Linked DNA regions of Homo sapiens: all the other regions are linked to region 1. The links are chromatin contacts, found by Hi-C or POLR2A ChIA-PET in ENCODE. All regions are on one chromosome and are shown on one strand. The core of a region is the stretch at or near the end of the contact, and the rest is flanking DNA. Distances in the headings are between cores, read along the strand shown.

Evidence for each region. A loop is a pair of places that touch in the nucleus more often than their neighbours do. ChIA-PET counts read pairs that join two places held with the same protein, here RNA polymerase II (POLR2A). Pooled maps may share reads with other maps.
Region 2: a pooled map shows a loop between it and region 1 (9-fold over the local background). The contact joins the promoter of NNT-AS1 here to the promoter of NUP155 in region 1. A Hi-C loop is called at or near these places in 7 of 50 pooled maps.
Region 3: a pooled map shows a loop between it and region 1 (6-fold over the local background). The contact joins the promoter of C5orf34 here to the promoter of NUP155 in region 1. A Hi-C loop is called at or near these places in 2 of 50 pooled maps.
Region 4: a loop to region 1 is called in a map of naive thymus-derived CD4-positive, alpha-beta T cell, with 16 times the contacts of the local background. The contact joins the promoter of ZNF131 here to the promoter of NUP155 in region 1. A Hi-C loop is called at or near these places in 1 of 168 maps with a recorded cell type or tissue (naive thymus-derived CD4-positive, alpha-beta T cell) and 9 of 50 pooled maps. POLR2A ChIA-PET finds 5 or more read pairs at or near these places in 3 of 52 experiments (PC-9, activated B cell and activated CD8-positive, alpha-beta memory T cell).
Region 5: a pooled map shows a loop between it and region 1 (3-fold over the local background). The contact joins the enhancer-like site here to the promoter of NUP155 in region 1. A Hi-C loop is called at or near these places in 1 of 50 pooled maps. POLR2A ChIA-PET finds 5 or more read pairs at or near these places in 2 of 52 experiments (CD4-positive, alpha-beta T cell and GM12878).

What each region holds. Positions count from the first base shown.
Region 1 is chr5:37,369,811-37,372,387 of GRCh38, reverse strand. It overlaps NUP155 (nucleoporin 155), which reads left to right and starts at 1,282. Exons shown (of 35, transcript NM_153485.3): 1 at 1,282-1,567. The coding sequence starts at 1,411. RefSeq lists enhancers at 1,290-1,379, 1,500-1,609.
Region 2 is chr5:43,601,958-43,604,534 of GRCh38, reverse strand. NNT-AS1 (NNT antisense RNA 1) reads left to right here and starts at 1,305. Exons shown (of 3, transcript NR_073113.1): 1 at 1,305-1,757. It overlaps NNT (nicotinamide nucleotide transhydrogenase), which reads right to left and starts at 1,355. Exons shown (of 22, transcript NM_182977.3): 1 at 1,241-1,355. RefSeq lists silencers at 1,095-1,314, 1,435-1,524, 1,788-2,007.
Region 3 is chr5:43,513,856-43,516,432 of GRCh38, reverse strand. It overlaps C5orf34 (chromosome 5 open reading frame 34), which reads left to right and starts at 1,285. Exons shown (of 13, transcript NM_198566.4): 1 at 1,285-1,627. It overlaps LOC124900190 (a long non-coding RNA gene), which reads right to left. Exons shown (of 3, transcript XR_007058764.1): 2 at 1-2,240. RefSeq lists an enhancer at 1,518-1,677.
Region 4 is chr5:43,119,623-43,122,199 of GRCh38, reverse strand. It overlaps ZNF131 (zinc finger protein 131), which reads right to left and starts at 1,286. Exons shown (of 7, transcript NM_001330707.2): 1 at 1,077-1,286; 2 at 23-161. The coding sequence starts at 146. RefSeq lists enhancers at 1-198, 199-767, 1,565-1,624 and silencers at 345-604, 1,035-1,384.
Region 5 is chr5:32,273,432-32,276,008 of GRCh38, reverse strand. MTMR12 (myotubularin related protein 12) reads left to right here. Exons shown (of 16, transcript NM_001040446.3): 3 at 1,887-2,029. Among named protein-coding and RNA genes, the nearest start is that of MTMR12, 38 kb to the left of the region's middle. Within about 2 kb of position 1,293, at least 7 of the 41 ENCODE cell types and tissues checked have a DNase peak (open chromatin) inside an H3K27ac peak, as active enhancers do.

The DNA.
Region 1 (2,577 bases), core at 33-2,532:
CACTTTTCAATCTATGGTCTACCAAATAAAGTAAACTCACAGCTAGAGACCCAACTGCCTATCTATATACCAATGATAAAAAATCCAGTTTTTCTTGGTATATTGGCTATGTCAAATTTTAAGTGTAGATTGGTAACATCAAAGAACTTTCAATTTTCAGAAATGTAGTCAAGTCTTTGAGGGAGTAAAAATGTAATTCAAATAGCAAAAGACCAATTTAGAGTAATTCAGTTATTGATTTGTGAAATTCTGAAGAACATAACTGGAAGCTTTCTTAGGTGAGATTCTAAATAAGAGCAGCTTTCTAAAAAGTGCTTTGATTTACCCACTCAGGTTGCCTTCTGTAGTAAATGAAGCCTCTTTTACCTCTCTGCTTTCTCCTATCCTGCTATAGTTTATACCTATCCAAATAGAAAAATTATAATGAAGCCCTTTGTCTCTGCTTGAAGCACCTTAAGGACAGGAAACACTGTGTTAGTTTGATAGTCCCAGCACCAGGCACAAGGCAAGTATTCAGTTTCTTAGGATTGTATGAACTCTTGGGTTCCTATCTCATACGAGTTCCTATACTAGCGCTGGGAATGGAAAGATGAATTAGAACTGTCTGCTATCTCTGCCACGATAAAAAGCACGGCAGCGGTCCACCTGCACTCAGCTTCTTCTTAAACACGTATTTTATACTAAGGGGCAACAAAGTCAAAAGACAGCGACACGCAAATGGAAAAGCCTGATGAATTCTAATTTACACTGAAGCCCGCGAAGAATATAGTGAGATACTGGTTTATATCCCTCTCTGTGACAGCGACCTACCAATTCTTAACTACTCTCACAAAAGCAGTTACTTGGAGAACCAAACTGCGCGCTCATGCGCGAACTCATATAGCTGCAGTTAGCGGATACCGACGCGGGAAGTTCCAAGACTCAGGTCGAGCACGCGCTTAAACCAACGGAACCTGACCAACCTCCTAGGCCAGACACACGACCTAGCTCCCACCTACCGTATCCCTCCTCCCTCCTTCCTCCTCACCCTATCCAACCCCATCCCGCCCCTCTCCTTCCCTGTTCCCTCCCCTTTATCCTTCCCTTCCTTTCCCTCCCTCCCTTCCCTAAATAACCTACCCTAATTTTACCCTGCCACACCCCAAAACCCTCAACCCCCTCGAAAGCATCAGCAGCCTCCTAGCTCCACCCACAACCTCTAGCCCCCTCCCAACAGCTTCCTCTTCCCAGGCCAGAACGGCGTCTTCCAGTTCCCCACCGGATGAAGCGGAAGTGCGTCATGTCGAGGCGCCAAGGCGCTCGTTTGGCGCGCGCGCCCTAGGCGGCGGATCTAAGCTAACTTCTTGGATCTTTTCTTGTTTCTCCTTGGTTTTTGACTTTTTCTGGACCCTGGTGTCTACGATTTCCGAGATGCCGTCTTCTTTGTTGGGCGCGGCGATGCCGGCCTCTACATCTGCCGCAGCCCTGCAGGAAGCTCTGGAAAATGCTGGACGGCTCATCGACCGTCAGTTGCAAGAGGACCGCATGTACCCGGACCTTTCCGAGCTGCTTATGGTGTCTGCCCCAAGTGAGTGATAGTGACCCTGCTTTCTCAACCTAAAGGACTCTCGCCTGACTTCCTAATTTGCTACTTATCCCCAGCGTTGGTCCCGGCGAGGATATGCTGAGATTTATGGCACTGTTGGCTGCATTTTTGGAGAACAGCAAGCAGCTTCTTTTCAGGTTTTTTCCTTTCCTCACTTTCTTCATTGTAGATACTTGAGAGGGCAAGAGTGAAGAGCAAGCTCCCAGTTGAAGCAGAAAGAGGCAAAGACCTCAACCTTAATGAGCTTCTCGCCGCTCTCAAGTGCTTATGGCTAAGGCCATATGAGAAGCATCTCCAGATCCAAGTCCCAAATTTGTTCATTTCTCCTGTTAGTGTTTGAGTAGATCGTAAGAGCAAACGAAGTTAATTTGGAAATTTAGCATGTTATCTTAAAGATACGCTTTGCTTTATATTTATTTGTTTATTTATTGAGACGGAGCGGTTCCCTCTTCGCCCAGGCTGAAGTGCAATGGCGCGATCTCGGCTCATTGCAACCTCCGCCTCCTGGGTTCAAGCGATTCTTCTGCCTCAGACTCCCAAGTAGCTGAGATTACAGGCGCCTGCCACCAAGCCCGGCTAATTTTTGTGTTTTTTAAGTAGAGACGGGGTTTCACCATATTGGCCTGGCTGGTCACGAACTCTGACCTCAAGTGATCCGCCCGCCTCGGCCTCCCAAAGTGCTGGGATTACAGGCGCAAGCCACTGCACCCGGCCAAGAAACGCTTTATTATGTGTAGAGATGTGTGTTATGAAATGCTGGAGGATCTTAAAAGAACTACCAGTGGAATAAAGAAAGAGAACAGGGAAATCACAGTGCTTATGTACAGGGAGAGTAAGGCAGAATATGTGTTGACAATATAGGTGACTGGAAAGTAATTTGTTTAACAGTTTTAAGTTATAACCAGCTCCCCACGGCTTATGGAATTACATCAGTTGCTAGAAAAAGTGACCCCTTTGTGAGATGGAATTTGGAGAAAACCAGCGAAGTGTAA
Region 2 (2,577 bases), core at 56-2,555, 6.2 Mb before region 1:
AAGCCTAAGTACCTATTGAGCACATTTTCCAAGGATTTTCGGAAAATTTCCTTTGAAAAGGAAATGTTTGTGTAGCCTTGTGGAAAACTGATTCTATCACCAAGGTAAGCAGCCTAAGCGCACCTGCTGGAAAGAAGGCAATCCTAAACTGTCTGTTAATAAAAAGTCAAGGTTTACAAATAAAAGGGGTGCAATGAAGAAAAGGGGCACACTTTAAATAAGAAGAGTAGGTAGGCACCTAAGCCCCACGCGCTTCTCCGAATAAGTCTGTCCTACAAGACTCCTGACAAACAGACCACCTAAGGACTGGCCGGCGCCACAGGGTGAATAAAGGACACCGGCAACCATAAACAAGTCACGCTTTTAAAAGCGAGACATACCAGCAAGGACACAATACCCTACTGAGCCAGCTTCGGCTGGCAGGCGCCGTGACCTCACCCAAAGCCACTGGTGTCACGGCTACTGCCACCGGTGCCGTCCCTTGCTCGGCAACTAACTGCCACCCGCTGGCATCTGCACGAGACCGCTATTTATAACCTCCCTAGGAAGCCGATTGGCCACGGCTGCAAATAGTCATTCCGGCTGTTGAGTTTGAACTAGCTCTGCCCAGGTCGCCCTCTCCGCTGTCTCTTCCTCCTCACCAGCCTAGGCCCCAGAAACTTGTACCCACCACCGCCAGACCGCCCCAACTCACACTCACAATTTGTGCTCGCAATCTCCTATGTCCCCAGCCGGACACCCTCTCCGAACTCCCTCAAGGGTCAAGCATACCTCAAGGGCATCCAGCTGCCACCTCTCTGGATGAACCGCCCATCGAAAGTCCTCTATGACCTCCCTCTCCACCACCCCCGATCTTGAGGGCCGAAATGACCCCGTACGACTCTCGCTGTCCCCCAAAGCTGCAAATATCTGCACCTGCACAGCTGCCGCCTCATTCCCTGCCCTCTTCGGGGACCCAGTTCCCAAATCCACCAGCCCACTCCCTTCGACATCGCCCCAGCAGGAGACGAGAAAGGGACACCAAGAGGCACGGTGCTTCTTCCCCACCTAAGCCTGCGGCCTGCGGACACCCCAATGCACCCTGCGCCCGGGACACCGCCGACCCCGCCCCGCTTTGCTCTTTGACAGGTCTCTCTCCCGGCGAGGGCCGTGGTCTTCAGGAAAGGCCCGAGCCCCTTTCCCAGCTGCGCCCTAGGCGCGCGCCCCGGCTGCCCGCACCCGCCAGTGCCGTCGCGCTCACCTGGGCCGGGAGGCTGACAGCCTTGGGCTGTGCCCTGAGGGCCGCGAGAGGACGTCGCGCTGGCAGACCCGGGCTTGGGCCCCGCGGCGCTGCGCCTCCAACCCGGAAGAACAGCCCCAACTCCGCGGCGGCGGGCGGCCACGTGACTGCAGCTCCGCTCCCACCTCGGCCCGCGCCCCTTCCCCGCCCCAGCTTTCTTCCCGCCAGGCCCCCTCCACCCGATCGCCGCGCGCTCTCCGAACCAAAAGGCGACCTCACGAAATGCCCCTTTGAGCTCAAAGGCTAGTTACCCCCAGGGGCCCTTCCACTCTCGGGGACAGGCGAAACCTCTTTGTCTCTGCCTCGGCCTGCGGCCCCCAGCCCAGCCTCCGCGCTTTCCCTCCGCCAGTCCTTGTCAATCAAACCTGGTGCCAAACGCGGCAGCTGAAGTTTTCAGGGACACATTTGCTTCTCCCCTTGAAGAACCAGTTACAAAGCGTGATGTCCTCTCTGGGGTCCCATCAGAACAAAGAAACAGGTAATATAACTCCACTCCGGGTACCTGCCTTTCCTCCAGCTCGCTAGGAAAAATCAGAACTTCTGTAACAGAGAGGACCCAAGGGAAAGGGGCAGGCGGAGAGGGGTTGGTGAAGGGCGGGAATGGGGGGCGTTGATTTTCCATTCTGGCAGGAGAGGTGGAGTTAAATTCCTCAGAAACGATGTCCAGGCTTGAAAAGTAACACACATCTGCGTGCTTGTCTTCCAACATCAGAGCCAGCCTAGAGGAAGCTGGCTAGTGTCACTGCTAGTACGAATATCCCCGAGGCTGGAAAGCATCTGGGTGGAGGTTGTGAGCTTTCCAGACCAGGCCTCGGCTGTTTTTCTAAAACTATTAACCGTAATGACCTAGTCGTTCTTTTCACACAGTTCTGTTACTTATTCTGCAGGTGTATTCTGACTAAAAGTGGGAGGAATAAAAAATAGAGTGTAAAATGGTTCACTTGCCCAAAACTTAATCATCATGAAGTGTCAGTAACGTCATTTATTTCTATTAATTGAAATTTTGATACAAGAAAAATAATTATGAATCTAAAAGGTATAAGCAGAACAGGTATTCCATAACTTTAAAAAGAAATGAGCCGCAGGGAAACCCTTAGTTTGAGAACTTGTCTTGTGATTAACCTACACAGAAGGTCATTCAACTAATGGATTCCCACTGCAGTCCAAACTCACAGACAGGAAATGACACAGCCCCATGTTTTAAAATAATAATGAGCCGTGGTAAGTGTGACCATAGGGACGGTTTCCAGATACTGAAGGTACAATGAAGTGAGATTAGTAATGATCCCACTTAGTAA
Region 3 (2,577 bases), core at 36-2,535, 6.1 Mb before region 1:
GTGATTTTATGGATTTATACACATGCCCATCTGAGGCTTTCTTCCTTTTTCCGGTGGAGTGTATCAGAAAAATCATACTTCATCACTTTTGTCTCTTAACCGGCATGCCCAGGAAGTTGCTTCTCTCTGGGGCCTGCATTCAATTAACATTTTGATGTTAACAGGTGTGGGCCATCAGGAAATGGCCTTTCCCTGGCGCTGCCAAATTTTCATTTTTAGAGAGGCCATGTGATAATTGCTGAACCATCACCCAACATTTCTAGTGGGTGGGTGGCAGGGGAGAGCCCTCTCCTGCCTTGCTCATGCCTAACTACCTGTAACAGATTCAGTTCGCCATTTTATAATGTATGAGCATGATCTGTGGTCCCCCAAAACAATTACAGTAGTGACATCAAAGATCAGTGATCACACAGATCACTCTAACAGATACAAAAATAATGAAAAAGTTTGAAATATTGTGGGAATTACCAAAATATGTCAGAGACACAAAGTGAGCACATGATGTTGGAAAAACATGGCACCCATACACTTGCTCCATCAAGGTTGCCTCAAACCTTCCATTTGTAGTAAACTCAGTATCTGCAAAGCACAATAAAATGCACAATAAAACAAGGTATGCCTCTCTATGCTCTCACAAACCTCTGTATTTTATCTTAGAAACACTCACAACTGTAATAAATGATTGTTTATTCTTTCTTTCCAGTTAATCTCTAGCTCTGATCCTCACCCGCAAAGAACTGGGCCACCTTCCCTGCTTTATCCCCACTATGCCTAAACACACAGTGAGTGTTCCATAAACACTTGTTTAGTGGCAATAAATATAGCAGACACATTTATTTGCCACTTTATAAGGAAAAAAGGTGCAGATACATAGACGACCTATTTTCTGATACCAAATTAGGAAGAGTTCTCCATCTTTGGCCAAGTTTTTTTTTTTCTAAACAGCTTTACTGAAGTATAATCGTTTTTTACCTTATTTAAAAATAAGTACCACTCCACTAAAACGCGCTCTGTGGTTAGTTCTCGGCTGGACCGTTCAAAAGGCTGATCCTTACAGCCTTTATTATTAATACAACCAGGTCGGGACTGCTTTTGCGTGGGTCACCAGAAGTAAAAAATCAAAGAGGAGCCAACCCCATTCCGAACAAGGAAACACCCGTCCCCTTCCTACACCAATTCCTGCTCCGCCCTTCGTAGGGAACGCAGCGAGGGCAGCCTCCGGAGTGGAGGGGCGGGACTTCCGGCCCTTCCTGTTGTGGAGGGGCGGGACTTCCTGTCTTCCCTGTTGCGGAGCTCTGAAGCGGCTCCCTGAGGGCGCTGGTTTTGAACTGGTCTTGTGCGGTTTGCGCTTTCTCTTAGTGGTTACAGTTGGCGCTGTCTCCGCTTTCCTGTTTCGTGGCGGGCATCTTGGCCAAAACACTCTCCCTGCCACCTTATTCCTCTAGGGTTGTGATTTTTTTCTTTCACCAAGAAATATCACTCGCTGGTAATTTGTCAAACTGAAGAAACCCCTGAAGAAGCAGTGGTGGGCAGGCGCCGACGCTGCGGCTTCCAGAGCATTTTGGCAAATCAAAGCCAGGGACCGTTGCTGGGCCTCATTTCCGCAACTTTTCGGCTCCGAACTGCTGTGAGTGGAAGACTTTTGGTGGTTGTTTTGATCAGGCTCCTTCTGTAACTAGAGACTATAGCATTTTGAAAGAAATGAGATTCTCATTCATGTCAAGAACAGACTTGTGGATTTTTGAGTGTTAAACATACCCTGACGTAATGTGCTGGGTGATGAGAACGCAAGCGGGAATGAGACTGTAGAGATGAGAATGGCAGTGTGGGTTGGAGCCGGGTTATGGTTTCCTATGGTATGCCAAGAACCTTAGTCATTACACTGTTTGTTGTGTATGCTTGATTATTTAAAATTAGAAAACCGCCTCAGTAAAGCTATTAAAAAAAAGACCTGACCAAAGATAGACTATTTTTCCCAAATTGGAATCAGAAAATGTCTTCCATCTATGTATCAGCACCCGTTTTTTCCCCTAAAATACCAAGTAGACATACCCGATATATACGTGTGTGTTTATATATATATCTGTAATCTATATTGCCATTTGATAAGTACGTAAACAGGTGATGTAAAGCACTTGGTATGGTGTGACTTGTGGAAAGTTACCTATGTCATCAATACTAGAGATGGATTGGAGAGAGAAGAAATTCCAGACAGTTGCAGGAGTTGGAGAGTCTATGGCCTGAAAAAGAGAAAGAGGTAGAGAGAGTCAGGTTCCAAAGACAGAAAATCAACAGGACTTGTTACAGGGGCATGGAGTGGAAAGTCAAGTTTTAGAATATTGGCTGCTAACAATGAGACACCATTAATTCAAATTGCAAATTCAAGAGGAGCAGTTTACTTATTTTTCATCATTCAAATATTTATTGTGCCATTTACTATTTGCCTAATACTGTTTTAGATGCCAGAGATACTGTTACATATAAGACAGATAAGGCCCCTGCTTCGGTTGACTTTATATCCTAGTGGGAGAAAATAAAAAGCAAGTAAATAATCAATTTTGATGATAGATTCTATGA
Region 4 (2,577 bases), core at 37-2,536, 5.7 Mb before region 1:
CTCTGCCCACTGCCCTACCCACCGTCGACAATTAGGGTGATGTCAGTAAACCGGTCCTGCTCTCGCTGTTCATTCAATCGGTCGAGGATCATTTTATGATGTTCAGGGAACTCCTGAAGGCATTCCATCGTCTCTTCAGCCTCCATGGCCGTCGGGCTGCTCTACAAAAGAAGAGCATGATAATGTACACCCATGAGCTCGAGCCGAGGAACAAAACCCCTAAAGCATAAAACAACAACAAAAAAAACCAGCAACGTGAAAAGAAGGGGGGAGGGTGAAGCAAGAGGAGAGAAAGGCGAGGGAAGAAAGGCGAGCCGAGCGGCCCCGGAGCGTTGAGACCGGAGCCGCGGCCGCGGGACTCCGAGCCTGACCTAATTGGAGTCGGGAGACGCGAGCTAGAGCGGGGTGGGCACAGCGCCGGAGGTTCCGAGCGCCAGGGCGCGCAAGTCCAACAAGGGAGGGGACTCGACAGCCGTGGCGGTCCTCTAACGGCCCGCCAAGCCCTTCTGCCCGGCCGGGGCTCCCACCGCCCCGGGACCCGGTCCGGCCCGCGACCCACAACGACTCTCGGGTCGCCTCTCCCTCCCCCGCCCTCCCTCTTCTCCCCCGCCCCGACCGGGCCGGCACTCACTGAGGGAAGGAGGAGCGGCCCAGGCTTGCGCGTCACTTACGTCGACGCACACCGTCACCGCGTCGAGCTCCGGCTGACGCGGACGCCTTCCGGGCGCCGACCAGCAAGGGAACGGGCCACGCCCCTACCCACACCCCTCAGTGGATGGGCGGGGCCGAGCGCGGGGATTTGGCGCTCACGAAGGGCGAGGGCTTGCTCTCTGAGAAGAAACCGGGCAGCGGTGGGCTTGGGCTACTGCAGAGCCTGGCAGGGCCAGAAGCTGGGAACCTAAGTCATTGCCCTTCAACCTCTCACCCTCCCCAGCTTGACTCCAGGGGCGGACACTTCCCGACCCGAGCCCGGAATGAACTCGCCAACCGTCCTCACAGCCCAGCTACTGCGCGGCCCCTCCCGCCCCGTCCTGCCCCGCCCCCTTCCTTCCGAGACCTGGGTTGGCCCGCCTTACCTAGCTCGTGGGTCGCCCTCCTTCCTCTCCGTCCCTCAGAGCCTCTTGTTCCGTGCTTTCCCCTCCCAGGGCATAATGCGCCCCACGCCTTTCCTGACCCCTAACCCGTGGGTCGCCCTCCATTTTCTTCGTGAGAGCCGGGGCTCCCCTTCTGCTCGGGCCCCGCTGGCGCACGTGCGTTCGGTTGGGCACCCGGGCGGCCGCGGCCCCGGCAGCGGCAGCTACGGGCGCGAGCACGTTCGGGCCGCCCGGAATCTTCCTCCGCGAAGCGCGCCCTCCCCGCGCCCTGCCGCAGCACGTGCTTGCTGGGCTCAGGACCTGGAGCTGCTCAGAATTATTTACACCGGATCCCGTTAGTGCAGGCCTTCCCCACTCCTTTAAAGAGTCCAGGCCGGCGCGGTGGCTCATGCCTGTAATCCCAACACTTTGAGAGGCCTGGGCGGGTGGAGCACATGAGGTCAGGAGTTCGAAACCAGCCTGGGCAACATGGCGAAACCCCGTCTCTACTAAAAATACAAAAATTAGCCGGGAATGGTGGTGGGCGCCTGTAATCCCAGCTATTCGGGAGGCTGAGGCAGGAGAATAGCTTGAAGCGGGGAGGTGGAGGTTGTAGTGAGCTGAGGTAGTGCCACTGCATTCCAGCCTGGGCGACAGAGCGAGACAACGTCTCAAAAAAAAAAAAAAGTCCAGTGACCCACAGTCAGCTGCATGTGACTGCTTCCTTAATTCCTCCAAAGAAATATTATATATAAATACATTTTGAGGATAATTCTATAATTGAGATTTACTTATTTTTTTCTCTCAAAGAACTTGAGAATTGGGATTACGGAGGAACTCAAATAGCTATATGGTAATAATGTCATCATAACTTCAACAGATATGTATTGAGAATCCTAGTACTAGACACTGAGAAGTCCAGCTGTGAACAAGGTATATGTGGTTTCTGCCTTTCTGAATCTTAAGTCTAGTAGACTGCATAGATATTTTGAACAGTAATTGCCTAGGTGCTTGCTGATGAGTTTTGCAACACCTGAAGAACGAAGTAACTGGGTGTCAAGGAAAGCCAGTTGACCTGTAAGAAGAGATGTGGGCGGGCGCGGTGGCTCACGCTTGTAATCCCAGCACTTTGGGAGGCCGAGTTGGGGAGGAGGAGTTCAGCCCAGGAGTTTGAGGCCAGCCTGGGCACATAGCGAGACCCCATCTGTATTAAAACAAAAAATGTTTTTAAGTGATGTGAAGTCTAAGTGTTCTTAGCCAAAAGTATAGCACATGCAAAGGCACCAAGATTATAGCATTCAGGAAACTGAAACAATGTTGCTGGATAGACGCACAAGGGTGCCTTATAAAAAGTGTTGAAGATGTCAGATTTTCTTTTTGCAAGGGGAAGCCTTGCCGCATGGTGACATCCTAAGATGTACTTTTTAAAGAGATAATTCTAGCCCCAATATGGAGAACAGATTAAATGGGACAAGCTGCTAGGAATAGAGATCAACTGGGAGAC
Region 5 (2,577 bases), core at 44-2,543, 5.1 Mb after region 1:
AATAGCTTTTTTAAAATAAGTTCTTTAAGGTACATTTCCCCAAAACAATACAGGCTTTATTCTGTTGCTTTTTATTTTATTCCAGTTTATTGAGGGGATATAAATCTGTGCAAGTTTCTGACTGATCCACGTTATTTGGTAAAAGAATTCTATAACTTTTTTTGATGTTTTTAAATGTCAAAGGCTTTTTTTCTATAGTGATGACTTAAACCTTATCTCCTCTTGTTTTTCTCTTCTTGGTGTTATAGATTCAGAAATTTTATTTTTAGCTTAGCATTATGCATATTCTCCCCCCTCCTGAATTACTTCACAGTCTCATCTAGGTGTGGGTGTGCAGCGGTGAGTTCACAGTTAACTTCTCTGAGCCTAGTTTCACAAACTAGACAAAGATCATTTCTAGCTCCCAACTCTTGTGCTTCTAGACTCTGTGATCTGGTATAAACCAGCTGATTATGGCACAACATGCCATGTTTGCAGAGGGCCTCACCAGGAATGTTGTATTAGCTAGTGCATGCTAATTTCTGGTCGCTAGTACATGAGCATGGGACGGGGCTGGCCTGGTCTTGGGGAGAGCCTCACCATTAAAAGTATTTCACCATTAAAAGTATTGGGAGGTGAAAGCACAGGAAGCCTTGCTTACATGTCTTCCCCCATGGACTTGGCAGAGACACTTTTTCTGGGACTATTTTAAACCCTAATGAGGCCCTGTCTTCATTATTTCCTTCAAACTGTGATCTCTTGAGAGGCTGACCTAGTGACTGAGCCATCTTCCGGTATTTCCTTAGTGTTTCAGCCAGAGGTAATTAACCCCTTGAAAGATGAGAGAACAGCACCATAATATTTGTCCCTTCTGAGTGTCTGAAACTGTTCGTTTTCATATTGAAGGTAGACTAAATAAATTTTGAGCCAAAAAGTAAATTTAAAGACCTTGAAGGAGCTATCAAGTGGGAGATTCCAAGGAGAAGATGGTTATCTGTTGCATGAGAAGAAAAATCCTTTGGGTTTTTTTTGTTGTTGTTGCAAAACATTTATACTTAGTTTTTCATTTCCCCCATAGTCTTCTCTTTTGCCTGCCCCCGTGAGCTCCTCTGCTTCCAGATGGCAGAGAATACTGACCTATTCCCTAATCCTCATCTTTTTGACTGCAAGGAGGGATACTTTCTGTCTCCAGGGGCTGCAGCTTCTCACGTCGGCTGGGTGCTGCAGATGGAGGAGGAGAGGTGACGCATTGAAAGGAAATACGCTTAACTAAGAAAGAGAGGAAACACGTTTTTTCCCCACAAACCTCTGACCTCTGTTTTCCCAGCGTGGAGCCAGAACGAGGGTGGTCATGCTGTGGAAGGCGGCAACACCTCCTGGATCTATGGAAGCTGCCTGGAAGTCCCATGGCCAGGGAGGCACTGTCACTCTCTCTCAGCACTTCCAGTATTAGAAGCTGCCCCCTCTCACAGGAAAGTGGGCTTGGGATCTGCGTTTTTTTAGGGCAGACTGGGGCAAGCCCATCTGTGTTCACTTAGGGTATTGCTTCTATGGAACATCTGCTTGGGTCAAAGTAATGAAAACACTAAGATTTCTGCGTGAAAGTGCAGCTCAGATCATTAGTACCTATTTGGAAATTTCCATTATTCCCAGTGAGAAGATAGAGAAATGTCCTGCACAGAGGTGTATCTGAGCCATTTCAATTTCACTTCTTGGTGGTTTCCACTCTGCCGCATCTTCTCTCTTATGTTTTTGCAGCTCCTGCCATGCTGAAAAGTGTAAAGTTCTAAAGCCCTGTGTTGTATTGTATGTTTGTCCTTATGTAAATAGGGCTGGAAAGCCTTTAGTGTTTGCATATCGTATGTTCCCTGAGAACTCTAAGGAGGACCTGTTTTGGTTTCTACCAGGTGAACAGCTGCTTTGTGAAGCCAGCACAGTACTGAAGTATGTCCAGGAAGATTCCTGTCAGCATGGGGTCTATGGGAGGCTTGTCTGCACAGACTTCAAGATTGCCTTCTTGGGTGATGATGAATCTGCATTGGATAATGATGTATGTATGGGCTGCATTTGGCAGAGTTTGTGGGCAACAGTGTGGTTGTGGTTCCGTTGTCTTTTTTTCCCAGCTTCTCAGTTACTCTACCCCCTAACACACATAAACACAAAGGACAGAAATCCTGAATGTATGAACTGCATTTGGTGAAGTTTGGGGGGAATAGCACAGTTGTAAAATAGCTCTGTTGTCTTTTTTCCCCCAGCTACTCAGTTACTCCACTTCCCATCATCCCCACCCTCCCCACCATCCCACATAAATACACACAAAGGACGGAGTCCTTCTCATCACTGGCCTGCTCTCTGTCGTTCAGGGTCTCCTTTCCGTGGCAGGACCGTTAAGAAATTTCTCACCCGTGCCTCATGTCATACTGGCTTACTTTTGACCTCATGTGTCAACTTTCAATTTTCTTCTGTATTTCAGTGCAATATATATCACTCACTGGAATAACATCTTCCAAATATACTAGTTCCCCACGTTTTCTCTATACTAAGCTCTTCCTTAAACCCAGGAACTGAGTTCAGTAATGAAACCGATGGTGAATGCAG